2 separate regions of the Homo sapiens genome follow, and region 1 is linked to region 2. A link is a contact called in ENCODE Hi-C or POLR2A ChIA-PET data. All regions are on one chromosome and are shown on one strand. Each heading gives the region's core, a stretch centred on a gene start or an enhancer-like site at or near the end of the contact. The rest is flanking DNA. Distances are from core to core; before and after follow the strand shown.

Region 1 (4,190 bases), core at 607-3,106, 470 kb after region 2:
ACCCTTCCACTGTCTAACCATGCCACAGTATCTTGTTTCTCTTTTGGTTCTCATTTCCTGGTATATGGGAGAGGTTGAGTGGCTTTTGCCAGACATTTGCTTTCTTTCCAGAGCTCCTTCAGCTATGGTCTACAGTCAGAGTTCCATCATGGAGGCATCCTAGATTTTTTTTTTGCCTTTGGGAGGGGAGAAGTGAGGAAGAGACTATATTAAAAATGTAAGAAAGGCTGGGCACGGTGGCTCACACATGTAATCCCACCACTTTGAGAGGCCAAGGCAGGTGGATCACCTGAGGTCGGGAGTTCGAGACCAGCCTGACCAACATGGAGAGAAACCCCATCTCTACTAAAAATACAAAATTAGCCGGGCATGGTGGCACATGCCTGTAATTCCAGCTACTCAGGAGGCTGAGGCAGGAGCATAGCTTGAACTCAGGAAGCGGAGGTTGTGGTGAGCCGAGGTCGCGCCATTGCACTCCAGCCTGGGCAACAGGAGCAAAACTCCGTCTCAAAAAAAAAAAAAAAAAATTTAAAAAATGGTTTCATAGGGATGGGAAAAGAGGGGTCCCAGGCCTAATTCCCAGTCTTTCTCCTAGGGTTGAGCTCCTGCCCTTTTTCCCCTAAGGCCAAACACCTGTCTCTGATGTCTGATTCCTCTTCTCCCAGAATTCTTCATTTTGGCCAAGACCTTCTTCCCCAGTCAAATTCCCAGAGACTCATATCTGGAGGACAGAAAGGCACGACCTTAGCTCTTCCTCAGAATGAGGAATAGAAAACAGTGGGGGGCCAGCTCACTTTTTAATAAGACACTAGTATTTCAGCATTCTATGAAGTCAACACCCAAGGAATGTCCCTGTCATCTGTTCTCACCTTGCAATTGCTGGTCCTGTTGTCTTCCCCAGCCCTCTCCACACCTCACTTCACCAGCCAAGCCATTGTTGGCTCCTAAGCATTTCAGTTCCTGATGGAGGAGTAAGACAGGTAGTCAGGTAAAGCTGGAGTGAGGACAAATGGGACTGGGGTGGCGGAATCCCTGGCAGAAAGTCAAGGACGTGAACATACAAGGAAAAATAGGCCACAGCCAGAGCACTGAAGGCCACAAATGTGAACCCCTAGCTAGGATATGTCATTTTATGCCAGGCAAAATCAGGACAACAAAGGGTTCTCAAGCATAGGTGCGACCCAACCAACCCTTCACCAGCCAGGAACATTTTCTGGTGTTAATGCCATCTTAGAAAATGCTGTGAAAAGCTCCTTGCACTGAGCTAGTTTCTCATCCCCTGATGTTTACACCTCTCAAAGGTGCATGGAGCCCCACAATGTGTCACTCTCTGATTTGTCACCTGGAGAACACAGCGCAGACATGTTTGGCTGCTTTAATATTTCTCTATAAATCAATCCTCTTTCCCCTTAATCATGTGGGTTGTTCTTCTCTGAACTTGCTCCAATTTGTCTACATCTTGCTGGGACTGAGTTGTCTAAAAGTGAACACACCCTTCAAATGCGGGAACTCTCCCTGCAGCCCCTGGCAGCTCCTGGCGACTCACTTCACCGCCCGGAGAATTCCGTGCAGGGCTCCAGCGGTGAGCAGAGTTGGAAACGGCCCATCCCCAGTTTCCAAAGAGGCCGTGTCTTTCTGTTCCTGAGCGGGCCCGTTTGTTATTTTTAGTGTCTGATTGTCAGGCTGCGGCATTAGAAAGTCTGTGGTCGCATTACATATTCCAGAAAGTCACATTGCTGGTGATGTGCGGCTGTATCGATGGATGAGTAATTGCTCGCTGTCAGGCCCACCCGGTGAAGCTGTGTCCTCCCAAGTTGTGAAAGGGGGATAGTGCGAGAGCCGCACCTGCCGCGGCCCCACCTGTCTGCGCTTGGCCGATGCCAGCACCTGCAGCCTTTCGTACCAGCGCCCTCTGCTGGTCGGACGCCCCACTTCTGGGCGCTCAGGGAGCAGAAGGGGCCTGGCCTCACCCGACAGCCCCCTGGCTCTAGGCAAGTGAGATATTATTATTCCCATTTTAAAGACCAGATAACTGAGCCCCAAAGAAGCGAATATGTGGCTCACAAGCAGAAAGGGATAACAGATGGAAGAACAACAATAATCAGAACAGCAACGCCAGTGAACCGTTGCACATCACTTAATTTGCCAGGGGCTGCAAACCCACAGACAAATAATGGCAGAAAGTGCAGAGAGCCAGGCGCAATATAAGGAGTGGATGGGGACCATGGCAGATCCCTGGTGCTCAGTCTAGAGGAGGCAAAAGCGGTAAAGCTCTGCCACGCAACCACACAGGGCCAGTAACGTCAGAACTTCTCAGAAGGCATCTATCCTTAAGTGTGAAATTTCTCTGATTTTGAAACAATTCATGGGCCAAACAAAATATGGCTAAGGGCTACATTTGATCCACTGCCCCTGCTTGTAACCCCTGGTTTACACAGAGTTATCTGACTTACTATCTCATTTAAGTTTCACATAATCCTGTGATATCATTACTGGTTTTATCCTCACCTTTGCAAACAAAAAAACTAAGGTTGAAGGAAGTTATGCAAATCTAATTTATGTTAGAAAGGAGAGTCAGACCTAGGCTTTCACATCCCAAAGCATAGATTCTCCTCCCTGAACAATACAGACAAGTATTTTACTTTGGGAGAAAGGAGACTGGCTAGCCCAACACCCTCCTTTTTAAGAGTGAGAAAGCCGAGGCTCCTTTGAAGGAGCCGCAAATGGCAGGCTGCACTTTACAAACAGTCTCAAGTCTGGTTCTTTCAAGTCATGATGTTGTCCTTTATTCTGCACTAAATTTGTTTTCTAAAGACTACGCCTATAGGCTGAGGGCCTCTCACCTGTGATTAGAACATTTGCTTTGAGTAGCTTTCAAGGAACAGAGCTGTGTGTGTGCTGCACCAACCACATGGTCTCAGCTGGCACCTATTATAATTCAAATTGAGAGATGGGAAACATTGAGATGCATTAAGCAAGATCAAACTTTACAACAGTTGGCACAGGGGCAAATGAATTCGGCTTGCCGACTTATTTGTTCGGCCCACACAAACCACTAAATAAATAGATAATCGTAATAATAATGTACACAGCATTGCCAAAATTTGTCAATCAGGTGATTTCGCATAAAAATTCAATTTCTCATATTCTTTTGCAAAATCCAAACATCTACCGCATTGGTTCTATATTCGCAGATGACGAGATTAGCTGGAGCTATGTTGTTGCCACCTCTTTCCAGCAGGGCATTCACTCAGCAACTCTCCCCAATACCTACCTCTTTCTATTGTCTCCCTGAGGCCAAACATCACTAGCCATTTATCATTGTGTTTGGGTCTTTCTTTTCATAAAGAAAATGAGTTGTCTCCTATAGTAATGTCTCTCAAAAGTGAGAAAACAGACTGAGAATTCGAGAAAAATAAGAGAGAGCATCTTTCTTTACAGTGATGAAGATATTCTAAAATATTCATATTTATTGAACAATTTAGTGTTACTTTCCTTGTCTCTGGTCAGCACCTGAGTTTTCTACACCATTTTGGAGACTTTCTAATACAGTCTAGTATCTGTTAGTCTAGTAATATGAACTACCTAATACAGACTTAATCAGTGCAGTTTAATGAATCAGCTGATTCAAAACAAGATTGGGCAAAATGAGAACCACAGCTTGCTAAGCCCCCAGCTGCACTGTGGGTAGCCATTTCCAACAAGAAAACAGTTAGGTAAAAGAAGCTTTTACTGTGTCTCCCCCTTGGAGGCCTTTTCTCAGTATTTCCATAGAAAGCCAATTTCTCATTTCTCCATTGGCCCAAGACTTTCAGGTAAACACAGAGTCTATTGAAATGCTGTGAATTCCCCCATAAAAGCTGATGTCCTCATCCATCCATTTCTATGGCCCACCCCTGGCTTTTTAAACACGAGAACAATCTTAAGCAGTTTAGCCAACAACAAGAAATAAAATTTGTGAGGCTTAACATCTCCAAACAAAAAGCAAGTGGCAGTGTTGCTTTTTTCTTCTGCAGTTATAAAAGACTGAAAATGGAATATTCATCCCTGTTTCTGCATCATTTTGTATTAAATTTGTAACTACTGCATAGTTAGCACTATAACTTTCTATTGGTATGATTGAGATAATTATTGTTATTCATCTTTTAATTGATAAAGCTTTGGAGATGTTATGGGCTAGCAATTTGTGA
Region 2 (4,548 bases), core at 429-2,928:
CATCTGTCACTGTCTCCCATCACCCCCAGACAGGACCATCTAGTTTTAGGGAAACAAGCTCAGGGGTCCCACTGATTCTACATTTTGGTGAGTTTTATAATTATTTCATTAAATATTACAACGTAATAATAGAAATAAAGTGCACAATAAATGTAATGCACTTGAATCATCCCAAAACCAACCCCCGACCTTCAGTCCGCGGAAAAAACTGTCTTCCACAAAAACCAGTCTTTGGTGCCAAAAAGATTGGGGACTGCTGCCCTAGGACATATTTTTAGTTGACAAACAGGCTTATAAAGCAATCAGACCAAGGAGGAAGGGCTCCTTTCTGTTGGAATGAAACAGGATGGGATGTAGGCCTGGAGGGGCTGACAGCCATGCTGATATCATATGAACCTGGGAGGGGAGCCAACTTGGAGAGGAGCTGTGCTGAGGGATGGCACGAATCATATTCTGGGGATTCAGTGACATCAGTCAACAAGGCCCCATTAATAATTAAGCCAGTTTAAGTTAAAGATTTCTGTTATTGGCTACAGGGCGCAGAGGAACGAAACACTTGATATAAGATTTAAACAAATTGAAAATGTTTAAATTAATTATTTTCTTTTTACAGATGCACTGAAACTTTTATTCACAAACTTAACTCAAAGTATCCTAATTTAAGACATAGTCAGGGAGCAAAGAGAGTGCAGAGTTAAAAATTACTGTCTTTAAAGTCAGTAGACCTGAGTTCTAGTCTTACCTCTACTGCTTTATTTTAAGAATGTAGTCATTAATTCAGTTAAATAGCCAATATTTTTTGAATGCCTGTCCATATGTTACAAACTCATTTCACCTGAGCATGATATGAAAAAAAACTAAAATTTTTAGCCATGTAATATGTAATTTGGGGTAAGTTTTTTTTTCATTTCTGTAAACTAGTTTCTTCATTTGTAAAATGGTAACAGTAATTGTAATCACCTTATCACACATGAATGATACTTTGAGTCGTATTTTGCCTTTTGAACATATACAGTTATTTGAAGAAAGGTCTTTACCTTGAAAGACATGACTAGAAAACAAAGATACATATGTCCTTGGGTGTAAACACTCCTGTCTGCAAGGGTCTAGCTCTGATGAACTCTGAAGGTCATTTCCAAGAGAGCAGTATTAGTTAGGATGCAGAAAAGGCTGCTGCTATATGAAAATACAATGGTTTAAATGAGCAGTAAATGGCGTTTCTCTGATGGAACAGTGCAGAACATCATCCAAGGTCGGTAAGGTGACTTAAAACTACCAGGGACATTGAGCTTTCTGTCTTACTACTTTGCTGCCTCTAGGGTGCAGCTCTTGTCCACATGGTATAGATCTCATCCTCCTGGACAAAGATGCCTGCGCTCCCACCCTCAGGAAGACGGGAGGGGAGAAAGCGGAGGGAACCCCTCCTTTCCTGTTAAGGACACGACATGGAATCTGGAAACTTCCACTTCCTCTCACACCTCATTCGCCAGAACTTAGTTATATGGTTATATCGAGGTGCAGGGGAGCCTGGGGAATATAGCCTTTAGCTGGGCTCCTTTGTGCCAAACAAAAACTACTGTTACTGTTGGACAAGGGGAGAATAAGTATTGGGGGCACCTGGCATACTCTGCCACATCTATTATTCCATATCAGAAGGAAGGAACCGCACATTCATTAGCTCCAAATCTGTTCTTGCTTCTGGGTTTCAGCCATTCCTTGGGCAGCCAAGTGGGCCTACTTCCATCTGGCCTGTGCCGTAAATCCTCTTCCCTTTGCAAAGAGCATTTCTTGCATGTAAAGCGCAGAAATCCAGGGCCATCAGCCTCTCCTGGAGTTGTGTGTGTGTGAGTGTGTGTGCGTGCACGTGTGTGTGTGTCCAAAGTCATTCTTTGGCGGAAGGCTACCTCTATGTGAATAACGGGCCCACTTGTATTTTATATTAGCTTCTGCTTTATTTCATAATTTTTTAAGGGAACACTTTTTCCTCTCATGCAGGAAAATCTAATTATGCAGTGACAGCAGTTGGCTGACTCGGGCACAACACAACATGTCAATTTTCAGTTGCTTACACGGTCTCACAGAAACTGTTAGAAATTGTTTTGAAATCTGGCATACATTTCAGTCATGTTAATTCCTACAACTGTGCCAAACTAGATGAAATTTGGCTCCTCCACACTCTGGGGAAGGTGGGGGATTGAGAAAGGCGAAGTTGTTGTGTTTTGTTTTTTTTTTTCCCGGCAGTGACATCATCTCTTCATCCTCCCCTTATGATGAACGGTGTCCTCAAACAAGCCAAAAAGTAATATAACTTTATATTTACAAGACCGAGTGACAAAATGATGGCCAGAGACTGGAGCTGTGCTATAAAACGATTGAAGAAATACAGATGGCATGATGGTTTTTTTTTCTTCCAACAGATTTGTGCCAGATGTGTGAATATTGATAATTTCTCTGGAGCTCAACTCAAGGCACAATATAGATTTCTGTTTGATGGAGGGACAGGAGAGTGAGAATTCATCCCAGCGATGGTATTTACAGGAAATGTTTTGCCTCTTCTTCCAAATCTGTCAAAGCAGAACCAGAAATCCCAAATTTCCAAATGAGCCTCTGAGTCACCCTTTGTTCTGGACCCAATTTTTATCTCCTCAGTAATTGACAGACTGGAAAATTCATTTGTGAAAACATGTGGTAGGTTTCTAAAAGTGGAGCCTCTCAACTGGCTGAACTGATCCCTGTGCATCAATTCAGGGCATGAGTAGTAGCAAAATCTTAGAAAAGCATCTTAGAAAGGTATCCACTTTATCATCAGTCTTCTCCATAGAATCTTAATAATAAAAATATTTTAATAGAATGATATTTTTCAACACTTGTGATGGAAAAACTTGAAAAAATGTACTTATTTCCAAAGCTCTTCTAGGTTTCCTTTTTATTCTTTCTAGTATTCTAATACCCCTGAACCCATTTTAAAATAAGATTCTGGGAGCCAGAAAATTTCAATAAAGTTCAGTTTTTTAATCCAACTTTGATTTTGCTTAATATCAGACAGAATTATTGAAAAGATTTTTTTAAAAAAACAGAAATATTTATTATTCTTAGAAAGATTCAGCTTTGATCAAATAATTAAGCAAGTCAATTTCAAAATCAGTATAAAAATGTTTTCATATCTGTACCTTGCTATCTTCTGTGAAGCATTTCAAATGACTTTAGAGGAAGACATCTATAATGGAAAACATAAGTAGAGAAATAAGGAAGAGAGGCAAAAAGACAGAGAAAATAAAGAATTAGAAAACGACCAATGAAAATTGCCCAGGACATTGGGAATACCTTTTGGCTATAGTTGAAACTTGAATTTGCCTTCGAGCTTCTTGGTGGCCATAGCAAAAATGGAGACATGATCACTTACATCATTTTCTTTATCAGAAAGCAAGGACTACATCAGTTCCTTAGGGGAAGAAAGTTTACTCCTAACATTGAGGTATTAATGGTGGTTCTCAACTGCGGGCAGTATTACCCCCTCCCCTGGAATATTTCGCAATGCCTTGAGGCATTTTTAGTGGTCAAAACCCTGAGAGGGGAGGTGCTGCTCGCATCTAATGAGTAGGGGCCTGGGATGCTGCTACACATCCTACAAGCATCTTCACAACAAAGAATTATCTGGCCCCAAATGTCAACAATCCAAGGCTGAGAAATCCTGGGTTATAAAATAAATTTTTCATGTGGATATTCATAATGTCCTCGGTGATATTCCCACAGCACATGGCTTCGGAACAAGGCAGATCCAAGTTTAAATTCATGCTCCACCACTTAGCGGCTGTGTAACTTTTGGCAACTTGGTTAACTGTTCTAAGTCTCAGTTTCCTGGAGATAATTATGTAAATCCTATAGGGTTGTTATAAAGATTAGCAGGAATCACGTTTATAGAACATCTAGCACAGTACTTGGCACATAGGGAAAGCTCAGTGAATGTTAGCCATTAAAATAATTTCATAGGCAGAGAGAACACTAGAGTGTTATTCCCTGAAGATGGTTGTGGTCTGAGAGGGGCTGAAGGGTGAAGTTCTATTGTGAACTGTTTCATCTATTGATAGCCTTAAGAAAGCCTAGCGGCCAGGCACGGTGGCTCATGCCTGTAATCCCAGCACTTTGGGAGGCTGAGGTGGGGTGATCACGAGGTCAGGAGATCGTGACCATCCTGGCTAACACGGTGAAACCCTATCTCTACTAAAAATACAAAAAATTAGCTGGGCATGGTGGCGAGCACCTATAGTCCCAACTGCTTGGGAGGCTGAGGCAGGAGAATGGCATGAACCCGGGAGGCGGAGCTTGCAGGGAGCCGAGATTGTGCGACTGCACTCCTGCCTGGGCGACACAGCGAGACTCCATCTCAAAAAAAAAAAAAAAAAAAAAAAAAAAAAGCCTAGAAACGTGGATGAATGTATACGATGACCTTCCATGGGTATCACCAAAGGGACAGTTTGAGGCTGAACCCTCAGCCAGGAGTTCAGAGTGCTGTTATTTGTAGTTGTTGGTTGAGCGCTGTAGCACATT

Evidence for each region. Hi-C counts contacts between places; a loop is a spot of excess contacts on that map. ChIA-PET counts read pairs that join two places held with the same protein, here RNA polymerase II (POLR2A). Pooled maps may share reads with other maps.
Region 1: a map of HepG2 shows a loop between it and region 2 (22-fold over the local background). The contact joins two enhancer-like sites. A Hi-C loop is called at or near these places in 9 of 168 maps with a recorded cell type or tissue (Caco-2, Calu3, GM12878 and 5 more), 10 of 37 single-sample maps with no recorded cell type and 14 of 50 pooled maps. POLR2A ChIA-PET finds 5 or more read pairs at or near these places in 1 of 52 experiments (MCF 10A).

Annotation. Positions count from the first base shown.
Region 1 is chr20:53,215,360-53,219,549 of GRCh38, forward strand. The region is part of intron 1 of TSHZ2 (teashirt zinc finger homeobox 2); the gene reads left to right. Among named protein-coding and RNA genes, the nearest start is that of TSHZ2, 250 kb to the left of the region's middle. Within about 2 kb of position 1,857, at least 2 of the 41 ENCODE cell types and tissues checked have a DNase peak (open chromatin) inside an H3K27ac peak, as active enhancers do.
Region 2 is chr20:52,746,598-52,751,145 of GRCh38, forward strand. No RefSeq gene overlaps it. Among named protein-coding and RNA genes, the nearest start is that of LINC01524, 130 kb to the left of the region's middle. Within about 2 kb of position 1,679, at least 3 of the 41 ENCODE cell types and tissues checked have a DNase peak (open chromatin) inside an H3K27ac peak, as active enhancers do.